Linked DNA regions of Homo sapiens: region 1 is linked to region 2. Evidence: chromatin loops called from intact Hi-C (ENCODE). Cell type or tissue: OCI-LY7. All regions are shown on one strand. Each heading gives the region's core, and the rest is flanking DNA. Links, peaks and the distances in the headings are about the cores only.

The links. Hi-C counts contacts between places; a loop is a spot of excess contacts. Peaks named below come from ENCODE experiments on the same cell type or tissue, not always from the same donor. Only the 100,000 strongest peaks of a DNase experiment are listed, where the experiment ranks them.
Region 1: it touches region 2 in a loop (3.0-fold over the local background); 2 of 110 quality-filtered maps call a loop at or near these places.

What each region holds. Positions count from the first base shown.
Region 1 is chr9:99,232,491-99,238,612 of GRCh38, reverse strand. It overlaps LOC124902230 (a long non-coding RNA gene), which reads right to left and starts at 647. Exons shown (of 2, transcript XR_007061690.1): 1 at 504-647. In OCI-LY7, for the core only: no CTCF peak of the experiment used is centred there; DNase peaks (open chromatin) are centred at 2,162 and 2,532; H3K4me3 peaks cover 3,411 bases; H3K27ac peaks cover 4,237 bases.
Region 2 is chr9:99,117,618-99,123,739 of GRCh38, reverse strand. All of the region lies in intron 1 of TGFBR1 (transforming growth factor beta receptor 1), which reads right to left. Among named protein-coding and RNA genes, the nearest start is that of TGFBR1, 16 kb to the right of the region's middle. In OCI-LY7, for the core only: no CTCF peak of the experiment used is centred there; DNase peaks (open chromatin) are centred at 2,429, 3,289, 3,829 and 4,489; H3K4me3 peaks cover 4,567 bases; H3K27ac peaks cover 4,687 bases.

The sequences.
Region 1 (6,122 bases), core at 515-5,514, 110 kb before region 2:
GCAAACCAGAATGGTCACCCTAACTGGGAGGCAGACAGCCCTGGCTCCCCTCTCTGCTATACAGTCAGTAGCTATAGAACTTTGTGTGAGTCACTCCACCTCTGTGGGCAACAGTATTCTCACCTGTAAAAGAGGTTGTCATGAATTCCTCAAAAGAGTACAGAAGTTGCTATATGTCAAGATATCTAGAACAATGTGAATGTTGGAAAAGCTTTCAGTAAAAGTTTGATAAAGGGGAATTGAAGTTAAGAATATTGATAAAGAAAATAAAATATTAGCAAACACAATCCAGTAGCACATTAAAAATAATACATCACGACTTTTTTGGAGGTCCCCACGACCACCACATATTCAATGATTTTCTAGAATGACTCAGGTTTCAATATATAATCGTCCTCACAGTTAAGGATCATTACAGGGAAATGACATGTATTAGTCTGTTTTCATGCTGCTGATAACGACACACCTGAGACTGGGAAGAAAAAGAAGTTTAATGAACTTACAGTTCTGAATGGCTGGGGAGGCCTCACAATCATGGCGGAAGGCAAGGAGGAATAAGTCACGTCTTACATGGATGGCAGCAGGCAAAGAGAGCTTGTTCAGGGAAACTCCTGTTTTTAAAACCATCAGATTTCATGAGACTCATTCACTATCATGAGAACAGTGCAGGAAAGACCTGCCCCCATAATTCAATCACCTCCCACTGGGTTCCTCCCATGACACACAGGAATTGTGGGAGTTACAATTCAAGATAAAATTTGGGTGGGGACACAGCCAAACCATATCAGGACACAACAGAATCACCAGAGGAAAAAGACATGGGTGGAATGGAGAAATCCATGCACAGTCTTCCTATATTCTCTCCCTTCTGTAAGGAACACTGCAAGCAAGTTCCTTTCTCTAGCAACAATCAATGCAATAATGTTTCTGCCAGGAAGCCTGTTAGAGACTCAGCACCCAAGGTTTTTTTGTTGGTGGCTGGCCACATGGGCCTCTTCTGCCTGGCAACTACCAAAATTCCAGACTCTCAGAGGAATTACCTTCCTCAGAAGGAAAGCTGGTGTACTGGATAAACCACATTGTCAATCAGCCCAATCAGCCTTATCAGTTAGGGAATGATTCAAATGCCAAGTTTTCAGACACCAGCCAAGGTCCAACCTTGCAAACAGAACATTCTAGAAATAGCAGGGTCTGGCTGGCTATGATAACTCTTTTCAGCACAATGACCAAGTGGAGTTCATTTCAGGAATGAAAGAATACACATAAGTGATCACTAGAATCTGGCTCCCTAAGCTGCTATGTGTAACAGCAAATCCCAGCTGGCTGTGCCTTCACTGGTCCAAGTTCTATACATGGTGATGTGAATGCCATCAGCTCTGCTAAGCAAACTGGTCACTACCAGATTCCCTGCTAAAAATTTACCATCAGCCAAGGTCTTCTTGGCTTCTCAAATCAGAACACTGGATTTTTCTCAGTTCACCTGGAGATGAACAACTAAAGATGACTAGATCCAGACCAATCTAAACAGAAACAACGCTTGCCTCATGCATAAAGAGGCCGACTTTTTATTTACAATGGAGGATATATCCTTCTAGTGAGCCAAAATGCTTGTGTTTCAAATGTGGGGTACCACCTTTCTCAAGAGTAAGATATCTGGAAAGCATAATCAGTCATCAGAAAATTGCTTTAAGCCAGGCATGGTGGTTCACACCTCTAATCCCAGAACTTTGGGAGGCCAAGGCAGGGGGATCACTTGAGGCCAGGAATTTGAGATCCTACCTCTACAAAAAACAAAAAAAAGTTAGCCAGGCATGGTGTTCATGCCTGTAGCCCCACCTACTCAGGAGGCTGAGGCAGGAGGATTGCTTGAGCTCAGGCAGCATGTCTTCTGATATAGCTTGGATATCTATATAGTATCCCTGCCCAAATCTCATACTGAAATGCAATCCCCAATGTTGGAGGTGGAACCTGGTGAGAGGTGATTAGAGTATGGGGGTGGTTTCTCACAATGCTATAAAGAAATACCTGAGACTGGCTAATTTGTAAAAAAAAAAAAAAAAAAACAAACAAACAAAAAAACAGTTTAATTCACTCACAGTTCCACGGCTGTACAGGAAGCATGGCCGGAGAGGCCTCAGGAAACTTAGAATCATGGCAGAAGGCAAAGGGGAAGCAGGTACTTCTTACATGGCCCGAGCAGAAGGAAGAGAGAGGCAGGGAGGTGCCATACACTTTTAAACAACCAGATCTCACAATAATTTACTACCACAAGAACACCAAAGGGGAAATCTGCCCCCAGGATCTAATCACCTCCCACCAGGCCCCACTTCCAACACTGGGGGTTACAATTTGACATGAGATTTGGGCAGGGACACAGACCCAAACCATATCACACAGTCTCAGGTATTTCTTTATAGCAGTGCGAGAACAGCCTAATACATCCTCTATAAAAAGAGGCACTGCTATGCAAAAAAGAACAGAATGAAGGGCTCTGTGGTTTCTCAGGGCCTTCCAGCTCTACAGCTGTGACTGTGCATCCCAGCAGGTGCTAGCACACACACGAAAAGGCGTACTTCCCCAGACACAGTGCAGACAACGCAAAACAAATAGTACCCTGGTTACAACTTCAAAGAAGAGAAAGGGGGACAAATTTAACACACCTGTTTGGGTGATGGGCCTAGAATAAAGTATATGCCCAGTGACCCTGGCCCCACATTGTGATTTCTGCTTTGGGCTCCTGCTTTAGGGAGTGGAGACTCCCAGTTGAGTGATCTCAAAATCTGCTATGTAGCAGCTGCAGATTCCTTCCAGGTGCCCCTGATGCATGTTAAAGTTTGGGAACCACTCATCTAAGCAGCAAGTTGCTCTATATTCTACAACCCAGACCAATTTAGATAGATCCCTAGAAGAATGAGCATGTTTTCTTACTGGCAACTGTATTATTGAGTAGAACAGGAAAGACAATAGAGCACGCAACTACGTGATTCATTATCTACGATGCGTGTGACCAGAGTCAATGGGAAGAAAAATGAGTATGCATGTTTGCAGGACTAATTTAATCTTTATATATGTAATTCAAATTCTTCCCCTCATGTCTTCATTTGCTTTCTGAGGCATAAACTTCTAGACCTTTCCTTAAAATGGAGCAATCCAGACTTTGTATGACTATACCTTTGATTCCAATTTGGTGCATTTGCATGTTTTATCTTATTTTAATGCCTTCAGCATGGGAAAGAGACCCAGTTGTCAGAGTGACCAGGAATAGCATTTCAACAGTTTAGCCCTTCTCAAACCTTAACCCTACTTGGTCAATTTCACTGTGTTCCAGGCTCACCTAACATTTGTGGTCACAAAAATGCAAAACACTGCAGTTCTGCTAGCTGCTTCTCCCTATTTTGTCTCTATAAAGTCTCATGAACTTGACTTTCTCCTAAAGTTGCTAACATAATTGATTTTATTTTTACTAGCTAGTCTTGCTGTCTTCACTCCTTCCCCTTTGATTAACAATGCCCACTATTCAAAGCCTACCACTTAGTTTACCTACTTCCAGAGCCTACCCTCTAGAGACGTCAACAGGCTTATGCACAGGCTCAAAATTGGGTTCATAGTGCAGTACTGGGAAGAAGCCCTGATCTGGAAACAGAAAAGACTGGTTCTGGCCTCTGTTCTGCTGCAAACCTGCTGCACAATCTCAGGCAAGTCCCTTCCCCTCTCTGGGCCTGTCTCCTCTGTCATACAATGGAGAAAACCCAGTGAACTCGCAGCCCTTCCAGCTAGGGCATCTCAGGATTCTCTGCTTTTCCTCTGTTGGACAAGCGATCACACAGTATGGATTTCCTGGGGACAGTGCCAGTTTTGCAATCCCTGGCACCACAGCCCATACACCATGAGCATACTAGTTCTTAAACTGTGGTCCTGACTATTTGATTTCACCAATGGCAAGGGGGTTTGAGAGGGCTTCCTACTGGTTTTTCCATAATCACATAGCCATTTCTAATTTGTAGCCCCAGATAGGAATAGGATCCTAGTATACAAATGCCCAGTCCATTTAAGCTAATGACCTTGCCAGGTCATTTCTAAAACCCCAATAAAAGGGCATGGCACACAGTGCCCAGTAAATGTCTGCTGATGCCTAAACACTATGCTTTCTCTATAACTGCAAGAGCTCCATAGAATGAACAAAGCTCAGAAGGACTGAAATACAAAAACCAATTCCTTCTGCAGAATCTAAAACCTCAAACTAAAGCTATTTAAGGCTTGAATTACATCAAACAATAGTGGGGCATATTCTTGGGACTGTTATTTTTAAAGGCACTACCTTTCAAGCTCTATTGTTGGGATATCCTTCCCTCACCCCAAATACTTAAGATTCCCATCTACGTAACTCTAGTAGGTCAGTCAAAGATCTGCAGTGAAATCCCAGCTCTTCCACTTATCAGCTGAGTGGCTTAAGCTTCAGTTTCCTCCTGTGTAAAATGGGGCAAAGAGCAAACTCCTCATTAGATTGCTTATTAAATAAAAAAACCGTATCTCTAAAATTGTTGCAAATGCGCACTTGTTAACTGTTAGTCAAGGAGTTAAGGATGATCTACCCCAAAATATGCCGATTTGATATATTGATTATTTAAGGAACTGTAAGCACTTAAATAACTGTAGTTGTGGAAAGGGTTATCTGACCTGTACTTTCCTACATGTAGCAAACCATAAAATATCCTTTGAGGAGGATGCCTTCCCCATACCAAGGTGAGAAAATATCAGGCCCTGAGCATTGCTGCTGCAATGAACCTGTACAAATAAACTTATTGAAGAAACCCTTATATTCCACTATCTCTACAACCCTCCACCCCATATATCTCCTGGTGACTTCCCTAGAATTTACTGCCCCCATCTCAGATCCCTTTGCCCTGTCATTTCTTCACAAATTTATTGTTCTTTGTCTAAAACCTGTAAGTTTTCTCCCTTGGCTATTTCCTAGGGTCTTTATTCTCTTGTGAGGGTCCCCATGTACAATGTAAAAATTAATACAATGTGCATGCTTTCCTCCTGTTAATTTGTCTTGTATCAATTTGATTCCAGACCCAGCTGAAGATCCCACTGAAGAACTAAGATGGTAGAGGTGATCTTTAGCTTCCCCTACATTAGCTAGTTAACGCAGCATTCTTACAGCTTTCTCGTCAAATCTCTTATCTGTTGGGAATTATCACACCTATACTCATTTATGCATAAGAAAAGTGAGATCCAGAGAAGTGAGTTGCCCAAGATCACACAATTGCTTATGTTTTAGGGCCAGCAGTTGAACCCACGTCAGGAACACTTCCGATCACAGAAGATGGAGTAAAGTAGATACGCTAAGTTTAGAAGGTGCACCCAAAGAATCAAACAAACTTGGTCCTGGCCCTCCTCCGGCATTTGAAGAGAGGGACAATGGCTCTGGAGCTACCAAGGGGCAGCTTTATGGGAATCAAGAGCATGGCTCCCTGCACATAGGAGCTCCACATGCTTGACAGTATTTTCTGTTGAATGAATCCAGCTTTGTAGGCATTTTCATCTATTTTAACTTGATGCCAACATTTGCATGATTTCAAAACATCCTTTTCAATTCTTTCTGTGGGGACACTGGCACCTGGAAAAAAAGACTGATAAGGACAGGTGTGAAAACAGAAGCTACAACATATTTAGCTTCTCCCAGGCACAGATGCTATCCTCATCCACTGTCTCACTGGAACATGTCTAGGGTAATATTAGGGCCCACAGACCCTACTCTTTCTAATCCCTACTAGTTTCATGGACTCACTGGGCCTTTTCTCTTAACATATTTTTTCCCCAATGGCTTAACAGGCTTGACCCAAACTGCAGTTATAATGTAACTCATTTTTCCAGTTTTAATTACTTAGAGCTTCTACTCAGCATGTGCTAGCTTATGCATCCATCAGAAATGGTTAGAATTATAGTCCATGCTCAAGGGAGACTGAGGATTTGTTGGGCCAAGGTAAAGATTTAATTAGGCTTTCAGACTTACTATAGATCCCTATTCCCTAGGGCTCAGGAAACAACAATCTAGGAATACCTATTAAAGAGAATACCTTAAAGAGAAAGGAACACAAAATGTAGTATAGACACGT
Region 2 (6,122 bases), core at 556-5,555:
TGAAACTTTGAATATCATCTAGGCAATTCAGTTCTGTCATTTTATTAATGTAGAAACCAAAACTTAAGAAAAGCAAAACAATTTTAAAAATTTTAAAAAGAAAACCAAAAAACCAAAATGATTTATACAAATATTCTACCCAGATTACAGGCGGATGTGAATCCTCACTATATTATCACCAGCCCACGAGTGAAACCTACGCAACTATTTGCTATACCACTATCCCCATGCTAAGTAACCCTGAACTTTAAAGACTCCCAGGTGGACCTGATTTGGTTTAGACTCCTACAGTTTTGACTCTTCTGCTTGATAGCAAAAATAAGAACCAAATCCCCTGTTTAGGACCTTTCTACTACACTGTCCAACTTTGTTTCCATGCCCCAGTCTTTAACAGTGGGCATAGCTTTCTTAATCTTGAGATGCACATTTCTCTAAGCTTTACATTTCTAAAATCTGAATACAATTTACAATCAAAGTAAAAAGAAAACTCCAGCCTCCAGACTGAAAGGTTAAGACATGATGGGTTGTTGTAACCTATGTATGTGCAAACTTGGCTATACATAGAAAAGATTACAAGTTGAGTATCCCTCATGCAAAATGCTCAGGACCAGAAGTGTTTTGGATTTGGGATTTTTTTCAGATTTTGGAATATTTGCATATACATAATGAGACATCTTGGGAATGGGACCCAAGTCTAAGTATAAAATTCATTCATGTTTCATATATGCTTTATATATATAGTCTGAAGGTAATTTAATATAATATTTGAAATAATTTTGAGCATGAAACAAAGGTCATGTTAAGTACTTATGTGCAGAATTTTCCACTTGTGGCATCATGTTGGTGTGCTCAAAAGGTTTTGAATTTCAGATTGGGATGTTTGACTTGTATTCACTTCACCATCACTGTAATTATTTGTCTTGATAGCTCCCTTGCAACTATAACTTAGGTTAAACAAGGATTTCAGTGTGATTCAGCACTAAAAGGAAAAGCTACTGTGTACACAGAAAATTATATCAGAACCATGCCAGGAAATACAATTACTAGCAGTGAAATTTCCAAATATTGCAGAATAAATCAGAATTTTCAAAGTTTGCAGATGTTAGCATGGTGACAGTTAGTACCAAAGGAAGTGACATGAGGAAAAAGAGACAACAGGACCCTTGGGGTTATTATTCATGGTATTATAGTATCGGGGTAACAACTCTCGGGGTAACATATCCCAAGTTGAGATCTTGGCTCTTGGTCCCAATATAAAGGATTTCCTTGGTTGCCTCATTTCAGTACGTCTCGAGGTCACATATGGAAGCACTATTAATTCTATCTAATGCCAGGGCTACCCAGGGTTAATTCACAAGCCCATATGTCTTGCTAGAAAAGCTGAGAGGTAAACAGTTGTGTATAGTATTAATATATGGAACAGATATTTCTATCACCCTTGTTAAAGAAATAAAAATTAGCACCGAAACCTTGTCTTCCCAGGCTTAGTGTGTCATCATCTACACAACCTACCCGTAGTCTTTTTATGCATACGCTTGAATACTCTTTCCTTTTTCAACCCTTGTTACTGGCCCTCTCCAGCCTTCTATCACCCATCTTCCTCCAGTTCAGAGCTCAACTGAAATCTCTCTTTGAAATTCACTAGCAATGCCCTTCTGGTCAAATTCAATATTCTTTTCAAAACGTTTCAGGATATGAGACAGAGTACCACCCTTTCTTTATTAGTTTTTATATGACACTAAACTTCCCAAACTTACTTTGCACTTGGCCCTTTGGTACATCTCAGATGTACATCTCCAAGCCTCTTGGCCTTTTACCTGTGCTCCAAGCTTGTATTTTAACTACATCCAGGAAACACTCTGCTTGGCTTACTTATCTATGCAAAGTCAAGCAGAGTGTTGTAATCCAGTTTTTTCATCACTCTGACTTTGCTGGTGATGACCCTTATTTTCCTCACCCTACCCACTACAGCACAACTATACTTTTCTTCGCAGTGAGAGTATTTCCAAATATTACAAACATGTACCAACAGGCAAGTAAAAGACCTAACATGCACAATGTCCTTTATGCAGTTTGCTTCACTACAGCTGAAAGCAGATCACATCACTGCTGGCAAAGGTGAAGGCAAAAGTTGGAAGTTATTTAAAAAAAACTTTCAGGGACTAATGTCAGCCCCTTTTATCATCCAACCTATTCTTCTACCCCAGTTCTTCTGAGTAATCTGCCTTACCCCTTTTCTCCATTCTCAACACATGCCCCCTTCTCAAGGAGACGTGTCCTCTTTTCTCCCTCATCCAGCTTTGGAGTAAAGCATACTATATAGATTCTCCTTTTCTTTTTATTAAATATGTTGCTTATCTCTGTATACATGGCTAAAACCCTGACCTCCAATTCCCTCCAGCCTACTATCCTAGGTTTTGTTCCTCAAAATACTCAGTTCTTCTCAATTCAACCCTCCTGGGGCTACCTTGCAGCAGTAATATCAAAGTAAGCTTGTCAAAATAGAGAACACCATATAATGTACATAAAATTTTCCTCTAGTCCAGATAATATTTCACCCCTGAATTTAGGGCATCAGAATAAACGCCTGATTTTTTTCCAGATAAATTCCATTTACTTCTGCCACTTTTAAAGAATTTAAGATGCATTGTTTATCATTTAACCCACATCACATCTTAAAAGAACAGGGCACTCCCAAATTCACAAGCTCTTGTTTTTCCACATTATCTTCATTTTCCAGTCTCCTAGTTTCTATGGAATTAGCCAATATAATGTTAACTGATATCAGAGAAAACACACTAAGAATAGGCTGCCCAAATGGCAAGATGGGATTTAACAGGGTAACTAATACAAAGGCTTTCACTTAGATTCGAAATAAATCACACAAGTACAGCATAAAGATCTGGTTAGCAGATCTGAGGAGTTTAACAACACATTTTAGAAGAGTCAGAGCCTTTAAAAAGTATCTTTTAATCCATCAATTCTACTACTTACAGTTGTCTGAGGAAACAATAGGTGAGAGCAAAAATCTAAACTTGCAGATGTTCATTACAGTATTTTATGATTGAAAACAACCTATGTGAATGACAATACAATGACAGAATGAATCCTTATACAATCATAAATGAAAGACTATATAGCCATTAAAACTGGTATTTTAGAAGCATGTTTAAGGACAAGGGAATGGTCCTACTACTAAAGGGCAGGAAGTAAAGCTGTATAGTGTGATTACAATTACAGTCCTGTCAAGTGACCTTGTTTTTGTTCCACTTCAATGAGTTGAGGGGATATTTTAATATACAGAGCAGATGTGCACACTTTGCCTTACCCCAGGCCCTGAAAAGAAATGGAGAAACTTCTATGTCTAAAGGTGAGTGCTAAAACAATAACCAAATTTCTTATTTCCTCTCAATCTAAGTATGCTTTTACACAGTTTCTTATTAGATTTTAATTTGACTAGTGGGTAGGTATTATAAGGATATGGTAGTTAAGTTGATGGAACTCAGAGACAGAAAAACTTAAGTTAAAATCCTATCTTTGCCAGTCAGGCACTGAGTAATCCTGAGGAAGTCACTTAACTTATTTGAACCTAAATTTCTTCAACTTACTTCCTAAATTTATAACATACTAACAAACAGTACCAATCTCAGAAGGTTTGAGGGTTAATGAAATAACATACATAGAATACTTAGCACAGTGCCCAGCACATAATAAAATGTTCAAAAATTAGTTTATGCACTTTTTCAACAAGTATTTCTTTGGAGCTCCTATTACGTGCCAGTCTCTGGTCTAGATGCTAGACAGAGAATCAGAGCTAATGTTGAGACAGCTCTGGTAGGCAATACTGACACAGAACACAATATAAACCATATGCATATACAACAGTGAATGTTCATGGTACCTATCAGCTCTTTCTCCTTCATAAATATTCATACAGTTTTTCAACAATATGACTGAACAGACCTGGCTCAAGAACTTCACTACAGTAGCAGTAGGCACACACAGAAAGTATATTTTCAGTTCCAACCCAAATTAACAGTGTAGGGACACACCCAGTGTGTATATGTAATATCCCTAATAAATAAGTTAATATCTAATTAGCCATAAAATGTTCATGCTGGAAGGAATATGAACAGAAATATCAGATCCCAGCTCCTTTAGAGATGAAGAAACAGAAATGTCCTAACAGTTACATCAACATAATCTAGATTTATTCCAAAAGTACACAAAGAAAAAAAGGATTACTTGATAATCTACAGTGATTTCCACCCCTACTCCCCACAACCCCTCACGTAGGACAAAACCGAAAATTTCAACCTTTCCCTTTGGAAAGCACGAGTGGCTGTAGGAGAGACTGGCTTGGTTGCACAGATAATAAGGTGTAATAATGAACGTAAATGAAAGTGGCTGATCATCCTGGGCTAGGGGAATGACATACAAAACAGAACTGTGGTAGAGAAGGAACTGTGGTAAGAGAAGGAAGTGGTAACCACTCCCAGCTGCCATTGACTCGGGGCAGAGGAGAGCAATACCTGGGCCAGCAAACAGCGAAAGATCTGTTGGAGCCACAGTTGAAGAAATGAACTGATGGTCCTGGGCAGTTAGTAATTTTAGAAGCAGAAAGCAAGGCCTGAACACCTTTTCTCAGAACACAACAGTGAATGTAACCTGTGTAGGAAGAAAGAAAAAACCTTTAGGAGGATAGAGATAATTAGGATTGAGATTCCTGCCCTCAGATTCACAATGCAGAGAACACACCACTGATAAATGATGATGCAAAGTGCACAGATCAGAGGACAGAAAAGGGAGATTTCTCTGAAATATGACACCTAAACTAAGACTTAAGGAAAGCTAGTGAAGAAAGGAAAGTCATTTTAGGTAGAGGATATACAAAAACATTGTACAAAAGATGCCAAAATAAAAGTTTGAGCCAGGTGTGGTGGCACGCACCTGTAGTCCCAGCTATTTGGGAGGCTGGGGCACAAGGATCACTTGAGCCCCAGGAGTTTGAGGCTGCAGTGAGCCATGATCAGGCCACAGCACTCCATCCTGGGCAACAGAGTGAGATCCTGTCTCAAAAAAAAAAAAAAAAAAAAGAAAGAAAACAGTAAGGGAGTTTGGCAGTTTAGGTGATGTAAACAAAAACAAAAAAACTGATAAAATTCAACAGCTATTCATGATTTTTAAAAATCTTAGTAAACTGATAAAATTCAACAGCTATTCATGATATTTAAAAATTTCAGTAAATTGCAGAATTTAAAAAAAATTCTGAAATAATCAGATTAAATAAAAGGCATAAAAGTAGGCATTACATTTAATGTTGCATGACTGTCATTTTCCCTTGAAATCACAAATAAGAAAGAGATATCCATCACTACTTCTCAACATTGTATTAGAAGTCTGAGTGTAGTAAGTCAGAAATAAACAAAAGGAAGATAGACTGGAAAGACACAGAACTATCATTACTTGCAGAGGACAACTATGTACATGGAAAATCCAAAAGTGACCTACAGATCAACTATTAGAATCAATTAGTCAATCTAGCAAGGTCACTAATATAAGGTTACTCACTATACCAAAAAAAATTAAATTAAAAAATCATTCTTAAACCAGTAATAAATAGAAAACGTTTTTTAAAAATCTAAAAACTAGGAATAAACCTAACAAAAGACAGGTAAAGACCTCTGCAGAGAAAGCTTAAAAAATATTACTTATTGATAGAAATTACAAAGGAGATAAAATAAAATTTTAAAATGTATTTATAAATGGAGAAAAGTGACAAGTTCCTAACTGGAAGATTCAATACTGTAAAGAGGTCAATATTCCATAAAGTGATCTGTAGATTCAATAAAATCAAATCAGAATCCCCACAGGGTTTTTTTATTCAGTGGGAACTGACAAGTTGATTCTGAAATTTATATGGAAAAACAACATCGCAAGAATAACCAAAGCAATCTTTGAAAGACTTAACACTACTCGATATCAAGACTCCTAACATCATAATAATTAAGACAGTATGGTAATGGCACAAGGACAAATGGGCAAACAGAACAGAGATTACAGAGAAACAGACCCTCACATATACAACCTCTTGATTTATGATGAAGGTGATTGTACACTGG